2 separate regions of the Mus musculus genome follow, and region 2 is linked to region 1. A link is a loop called in an ENCODE intact Hi-C map of the cell type or tissue named here. Cell type or tissue: left cerebral cortex. All regions are shown on one strand.

The links. A loop is a pair of places that touch in the nucleus more often than their neighbours do. Peaks named below come from ENCODE experiments on the same cell type or tissue, not always from the same donor. Only the 100,000 strongest peaks of a DNase experiment are listed, where the experiment ranks them.
Region 2: it touches region 1 in a loop (7-fold over the local background); 1 of 42 quality-filtered maps calls a loop at or near these places.

What each region holds. Positions count from the first base shown.
Region 1 is chr10:93,953,796-93,957,795 of GRCm38, forward strand. No RefSeq gene overlaps it. Among named protein-coding and RNA genes, the nearest start is that of Mir331, 8.1 kb to the right of the region's middle. In left cerebral cortex, no CTCF peak of the experiment used is centred here; a DNase peak (open chromatin) is centred at 1,840.
Region 2 is chr10:93,889,475-93,893,474 of GRCm38, forward strand. It overlaps Metap2 (methionine aminopeptidase 2), which reads right to left and starts at 1,728. Exons shown (of 12, transcript NM_019648.3): 1 at 1,623-1,728; 2 at 64-800. The coding sequence starts at 214. In left cerebral cortex, a CTCF peak has its summit at 2,001 (motif pointing left); DNase peaks (open chromatin) are centred at 355 and 645; H3K4me3 peaks cover 1,081 bases; H3K27ac peaks cover 974 bases.

The DNA of each region.
Region 1 (4,000 bases):
AGAGGCCTGCCCTGCAAAACTATACCCATAAATTCCTCTGACCACATGGCAAGTCCAGTGGCCAAATTGACTGCTAAGAAACCGATCTGTGATGCTGAACTCAAAGGTCACGGTTTTGAGGGGCCTGGATAGTCATAGATAGAAAGGAGATGTTATCTTTGTTGTTACTGTGACAATCTAGGGGAGGACAAGTTTATTTTAGTCCCATTTTGAGAGGGTCACATCATAGCAGGAATGGCAGAAGGGGACAGTGGTCATGGGTGGCAGGAATATGTGGTGGCAGCTTCTTCACGTGGTGGCGGGCTAAGATGTGGAAGGGGATTGGGAGCAGGGGTTGGCACAGCTTTCAAAGGCCCATCCCTCATGATTGATTTCCACTATCCAGGCTCCACTTCCTAAACTCTCCGCAGCAGCCTTCAATGTAGTACCACAAGCTGGAGACAAACACTCAGTCCATAAGCCAGGAACTGTTCCAGATTTAGACCACAAGAGAGATGAAGTCTCTCTTAATGGACAAGTGGTTTATAAATGTTATCACCAGAACCTAGCAGCCAAACTTGAATCACTGGGCAGCCAACCAACCTATTGTTGCATTTCTTTCATTAAAAAAAAAAAAACCTTCCATTTACTCTTTGATAATTTCATATACATAAACAATGCATGTAGATCACAGGAATACCTTCTCCTCCCTCCTGTCTCCCCAGCACCCCAAACTTGTCCCCTTCCCTTTTTATATCCTCTTCTTCTTTTGTTGCTGAATAACCCACTGAGTCCAGTTAATGTTGCCCGTTAGAATTTTGGCTGTGTGTAGGAAATTATAGTTGCGGTGAGTTCATGGGTACAATGTCTATATCATGTCCTGAAGACATCATCTAACACACTCCTCCCCATCCTCCGGCTCTTACATTCTTTCTCCCTCTGAGACGTTCTCTGAGTCCTGGAGAGAGGATACTGATATAAATGTCCTAATTAGTCCTGAGTACTCAGTAAACACTTTGAGCACTTTGACCTGTCATGCATCAACTGCTGATTGTTGCAGAGAAAAGAGTCTATGGCACTAATTTATGGGTGGAAGCAAAACAGCAATAAATAGACTTCTTCCTTAGGGTGGTCTCCAACCCATTGGTGTTTGACCAGATTTAGCTACCAGCTCTGAATTCCTTTGTATGGAGCAGACCTCGAATTCAATCCAAAACAGTTAGTTACCCCGTAACTTTCACACCACTCTTGCATCAGGGCGTCCATTTTGCCTGGCAGGTTGGTACTGTAGCATGTAGGGTTGCCTGCAGGAGTACTGTTGATGTCCTTTTTTCCTCAAAGGCCTGCATAGCATCTTCCAGCACTATTAGAAGTAGTCATTAGGGGCTGGTGAGATGGCTCAGTGGGTAAGAGCACCTGACTGCTCTTCCGAAGGTCCAGAGTTCAAATCCCAGCAACCACATGGTGGCTCACAACCATCCGTAACAAGATCTGACTCCCTCTTCTGGTGTGTCTGAAGATAGCTACAATGTACTTACATATAATAATAAATAAATCTTTAAAAAAAAAAGAAGTAGTCATTAAGGATCAATTCCAGCTTGATTTCTCTATCTTCTGCAACTGAAATGAGCAATGTCTTCAATAATGGGGTTTTCCTATCTCGTTCCAGCAGAAAGTCAAGATCAAAGGCAATAGTCTAGACTGCTTGGGAGGCCACTGAAAGGCTTCCTGACCAATAACTCACAGGGAAATGTCTTAGTGTTCTAATGCTGTGAAGAGACGCCATGACCATTATATAATTTTTTAAATGTAGGAGTGCTCTGTCTGCATGTCCACATGTCTACAAGCCAGAAGATGACATCAGATCTTTTTATAGATGGTTGTGAGCCATTATACAGTTGCCGTGAATTGAACCCAGGATCTCTGGAAGAGCAGCCAGTGTTCTTAATCACTGAGCTATCTCACCAGCCACAAAGGCAACTTTTATAAAAGAAAGTATTTAATTGGAGGACTGCTTACAGCTTCAGAGGTTTAGTTCATTATTATCATGGCAAGGAGCATGGGGCCGGAGCAGTAGCTAAGAGCTACAACCTGATCCACAGGTACAGAGATGTGTGTGAGGGAGAAGTAGTAGTGGAGGTGAGAGAAGAGGGAGAAAAAGGAGGGAAGAAGGAAGGAAGGGGAGAGAGAGAGAGAGAGAGAGAGAGAGAGAGAGAGAGAGAGAGAGAGAGAGAGAGAGAGAGAGAGCTCTCAGATGGAACTTAGATCAGCAAGCTAAGAGGCGAGCACCTTTATCCACTGAGGCATGGTTGTTGGCCTGATTTTGCTTTTACAAAATTACCCAGGAGAAAGCCACCTTCTGCTGTACACACCACACAGAGAGAAAGAGAGAGACAGACAGACAGACAGACACACACACAGAGACACTGGTGCATGTGTGCCTCCCCAACACACACACACACACACACACACACACACACACATGCTCAAAACAATAGATGTTTTTTAAAAGTTGTCAAAAGAGGATAGGGAGACAGCTCAGTGTTTGAGAGCATGTATTGCTCTTGCAGAGGACAGTTCTCTGCCAAGGTATTTGGGGCTATACATCAAAAAGTTATAGACTTTAAAAAGACGAATAACCAGGTGCCAGACCTCAGGGTGTAAAGCAGATGATAACCTGCATCCTGCCTTGAGATGTGGCTTATGACAGACCTCAGGGTGCAGAGCAGATGATAACCTGTATCCTGCCTTGAGATGTGGCTTATGACAGACCTCAGGGTGCAGAGCAGATGATAACCTGTATCCTGCCTTGAGATGTGGCTTATGAGGTGAAAGTGACCATCACTGGGCAGTGTCCAACTCTATCCTACTGGCCTTTACACTAGACACTTGTCCAGATAGTTGTGTAGAAGTGTGTATGGGGGGTGTGATCCCCTTCTCATCATCTGGGATCAGGGCTAACGCCCTACTTAGGCAGACTGACAACAGAAAAGCAGAGATTTGATTACAGGGTTTTTTTAAAAGGATTTATTTTTAATAGCTGAACATAGTGATGCATGCCTTTTTAATCCCAGCACTTGGGAGGCAGAGGGTGGATTGCTATGAGTTCAAGTTCAGTTTCATTTACATACTGAGTTCTAGGCCAGGAAAGGCTGCATAGTGAGACTTCCATCTCAAAACAAAAGAGAAAACACACACACACACACACAGTGCAAAAGAATTTTTTTCTTTAAAGTGTGTATATAGGTCTGTGCACGTGAGTGCAGGTGCTTACAGAAGCCAAGAGGTTGTTGCATCCCTAGGAACTGGAGTTATAGACAGTTGTGAATACTGCATTTGGATGTTGGGAACCAAACTTGAGCCTTCAATAAAAGCAGCAAGTTCTCTTAACTGTTAAGCCTTCTCTCCAGCCCTGATAATAGTGTTATGTGGCATGGAAGACTTCATAAGAAGACCTCAAAGGCTTAGCGTAAGCAATCACGGCTATGTTTAGGTGTGACACCCCCCCCCCAATGCAACGGTGACTGGATCAAAGACAGATCTAATGTTAAAAGACTGTGGGGATCCCAGGACAGTCTGTCTGTCCAGATTCCTTTTGGCTCGTGCTTACAGCATTCCTTCTTTCTGGGCATGGGGCAGGGACAAGGGTTTTATGACCCTACATCAGTCAAATTAGATCAGAGAATCTTCTTACAGGCAACTTCCAGGGCAAGAAGGCTAGAGAGATTAATTTTTATGCTTTATGGATTTCTTGGAGGGGAACAAAGTTATAAAGTTAAAAAAAAAAAACTAGGTAGGAACCAGATAGTGGATTAAATTTCTGTGATCTGCCTTCGGGAAGGAACATTCTGGTTTCTATGACTTGCTTAGGGGTTTGAGAAAAGGAAGCAGGAGAGATGACAGAGAGTCAGAAGGCCTTTACCTTGCTCATTATATTCTGAGCCCCACTCAAATAACTAACATTTATGGAGTGTATCTCCCTCCCGCCCCCACATAGACGAGTAATCTACCTTGAATACTA
Region 2 (4,000 bases), 64 kb before region 1:
GCGGGCCTGAGCCAAGTCATTCGGCCATGCCGGGCAGGGACGGCGAAAGCACGACTCCTTTACCTGACACAGCCCCTTTGCCCTTCTTCTTCTTCCGTCTTTTCTTCTTGGCGGCTTCCTCGGCCGTGCTGGAGGTTCCCTCTTCCCTGTCGTCTGGATCCAGGTCGCCATTCAGGTGGCCCCCGAAGGACGCTGCCTGCTCCACGCCCGCCATGTTGCCCGAGAAAGAGAGAGGGAGAGAGAGAGAGAGAGAGGGAGCGAGAACGAGCGGCGAGGGCCCGCTCCTTCTTCACCCACCTCCACCAGCGACGCCGGAAGCCGCGCTCGATGGTCCGGACGCAGGGAATGCTGGGACGGCGGAGGACTCTGCAGCACGCGGTCTAAGTGCCCGCCCCCTCTCCTGGCTCAGCGCTTACTCTGACCCTAAGCTTCTGCACCCCCTGTGCGCATCTTCCCAGCCTGGGAAAAAGCAGGGGGGCTTCGCTCCAGAGTGCGCAGGAGATGCCACTAACACGAGGAATTTAGTGTTCCCTATTTAAAAAAAAAAATCCTACAGGCAGTGATGAGAGAGGGTTAAAATAATGTATTTATCACACACATTCTTGATGACTCAAAGACCGCGTTAAACTCACTGTCACAGCTCGCGGGGAAGCTGTCGAGAAGCGTGGGATAATTTTGGAAGCCGGAATTCCGCGTTTCGTATGCTGCACTCCAAACCTCCGATGGTTCAAGATAGGATCATCGCTTGGAGGCGGTTAATCCGTTTAATCCCAGCACTCCGCAGAGAAGCGGGAGAATCTCTGTAAATGCGAGGCCAATATGGTCTGCAGAGTGAGTTTCCAGGATTATTTAGAGACCCCGTCTCAAAATAAAAGGACACTACGTTCTCACGCGTCTCTTATTTTGAGACAAGTGCAGGTTCTGACCAATGGGAACAGGCCTTCCTCAATAATGCCAAAACACACACTCTTCTTAGTTTTCAGTCAGTTCTTCACTTTTAGATGCTTCAACAAAGTATGCTTGAATTCTGCCCATGTCTTTTCCCCTAGTGCTTCATCAGAGTCCCTTATTCAGATTGCAATTTTCTTTTCTTTTTAGACCATTGCCAAAGTAGATGGTGAGTAGCTATCTGGATAAACCAAGGAGTTATCATCAGTAAGGATCTTTGCCCAGCTAGAGAGTTCTGGTGTTTTCATTAGTTTTAAACTAGGTACCAAATTTCATTGATGTCAGAATAGCTTCGAAGGTTCTCTTTGTTAGCGGTTTCACTTTATACAGGCCTGACCACAGCTACATAAAATGGGGCCTGGGAGTGTGTAGCTCAGCGGTTGAGCACTTGTTCTAATGCTAAAGACCCTACATTAATCCCCAGCACTATAAAAACAGAAGCAAAGCCTAGTGGTGGTGCACACCTTTACTGAAAAAAGGGATCTTTAGGTCTGATGGTCTCTGTTCTAAAGGTAGAACGAAGATGGCAGAAGCTAGAGGTCATAGAGAAGTAGTAAGCTACTGCTGGTATCAATACCGATGAAAGTGTAGGCAAAGGCTATAACTGGGGACCAGGGACAAGAGGCTTGAAGACAGAAATATTTCTGAAGTATAATTAAGAGAATATAACTGACCTTGATCTTGGAGGCGGGGGAGAAGGTAAGAATGGCACCCAGGTTTCTGGCCCAGGAGGCTGTGGATGAGGTGGAGTCAAAGATAAACTGCCTACATCCAAAGGTTGAGATCCCTGCAGGGCATGCAGACAAAGATACCCAGTCATCCTGAGGAATGTTTACTAGAGATAGGGATGCTAGCAGCATTGGGCCCAAGTGTGGCAGAAGGCTTGAAAGTTCAGTGACCAAAGTACAAAGAAAACCAAGAGGACACTGGTGTTTGCAAGTTTGGGGGTTTGATTTGGGGGTGGGTATTGGAGATTCTGTCAAGGAGCACTGACTGCTCTTCTGAAGGTCCTGAGTTCAAATCCCAGCAAACACATAGCTTACAACCATCCATAATGAGATCTGATGCCCTCTTCTGGTGTGTCTGAAAACAGCTACACTAAACTTACATATAATAAATAGATTAATCTTTAAAAAAAACCTACTACAGAAAGGGTAGACGGCACAGTCTCAAAAGACGCTGTTGGTTTCTGGTCTTAGGAAGCCACTGATGCTTTAATAGGACAACTTTGTTAGGAGATACTAACAAAAGATATTAAAAAGAAATTGGAGTGCACTAAGGATCTGCTTTGAGGATGAAGAATCCCAAACCCATTCCACTAGGGAATTGTAATCCTCTCCTTAGGGTTCTGGAAAGGACTTTTCTTGAAATTAAACATATTTTCCTTGCCCTCTATAATATTTTTCCTATATTTTTTTGGCGGGGGAGGGGAGAGACAGTGGGAGTGTTTCAAGACAGCCCTGGCTGTCCTAGAACTCTCTCTGTAGACTAATAGCCTCAAACTCAAATATCTGCCTGCCTCTGCCTCCCAAGTGTTGGGATTAAAGGCAAGTACCACCACCAACAACTATTTTCTTTATCTTTACTGTATCTCATGACATCTCAAATTAGCTTTTATTTTACAATGTGTTATTAGCTTCTCTTTGCAACTGCAAGAGTAGTAAAATTCTTCTAACTCAGGATAGTCCCCTCAGATTTTGTCTTAATAGACTTTCTTCTTATCTTGTAACAAAGTTGTTCTTGTAAAAGCATACACTTAGTAGTGGAATTCTTCACCTTCCTCATGGTCTCTGTCTAGAGACTACAAACTAGACACGAGCTAGAGACATCCAGGAAGAGGAAACTTCAACTGAGAGCATGCATCCATCAGATTGGCCTGTAGGGAAGTCTACAGGCACATTGTCTTGATTAAATGATTAATGTGGAAGGGCCCAACCCACTGTAGGCAATTCTATCCCTTAACCAGGTGTTTCTGGTTGGTGGTATAAGAAAGGAAGCTGGGTAAAGTGTGATGGTTTGTGTACACTTGGCCCAGGGAGTGGCACAATTAGGTGTGGGTGGCCTTGTTGGAGTAGGTATGTCTGTGAGTGTGGGCTCTTTTCTTTTCTTTTCTTCTCTTTCCTCTTTTCTTTTTTTTTTTTTTTTTGTTTTTTGTTTCTTGTTTTTTGTTTTTTTTGTTTTGTTTTGTTTGGTTTGGTTTGGTTTGGTTTGGTTTTTTTGAGACAGGGTTGCTCTGCGTATCCCTGGCTGTCCTGGAACTCACTCTGTAGACCAGGCTGGCCTCGAATGGGTGTGGGCTTTAAGGCCCTCACTCTATCTGCCTGTATTCTGCTAGCAGCCTTCAGATAAAGATGTAGAATTCTCAGGTCTTCCTGAACCATGCCTGCCTGACTGTTGCCATGTTCTGGCCTTGATGATAGTGGACTGAACCTCTGAACCTGCAAGCCAGCCCCAAATAAATGTTGTCTTTATAAGAGTTGCCTTGGGGGCTGGCGAGATGGCTCAGCCGGTAAGAGCACTGACTGCTCTTCCAAAAGTCCTGAGTTCAAATTCCAGCAACCACATGGTGGCTCACAACCACCCATAATGAGCTCTAACACCCTCTTCTGGTGCGCCTGAAGACAGCTACAGTGTACTTACATATAATAAATAAATCTTTAAAAAAAAAAAAAAGAGTTGCCTTGGTCATGGTGTCTGTTCACAGCAATAAACACATATGAGACAAAAGGCATGAACAGCAAGCCAATAAGCAATGCTCTTGCAGGGTTTCTGCTTCAGCTCCTGCCTCTGAGTGCTTGTCTTTGACATCCTTTGATGATGGACTCTGACATGTGAGTCAAATAAACCCTTACCTTCCCAAGCTGTTTTGGGTCATGATGTTTTAACCACAGCAATGGAAAGCAAATTAGCCTTCTATGTGTAGAAACTGGACTTTAGAGAAAGCATTAGTATAACTAAGAATTTCTCCTGTGGCTAAACTATCAGGAATAATATTGCCCTTACAGGAGTTTAAGGGATTAGTTAAGAGCTACCTAGGACTCAGTATCAAGAG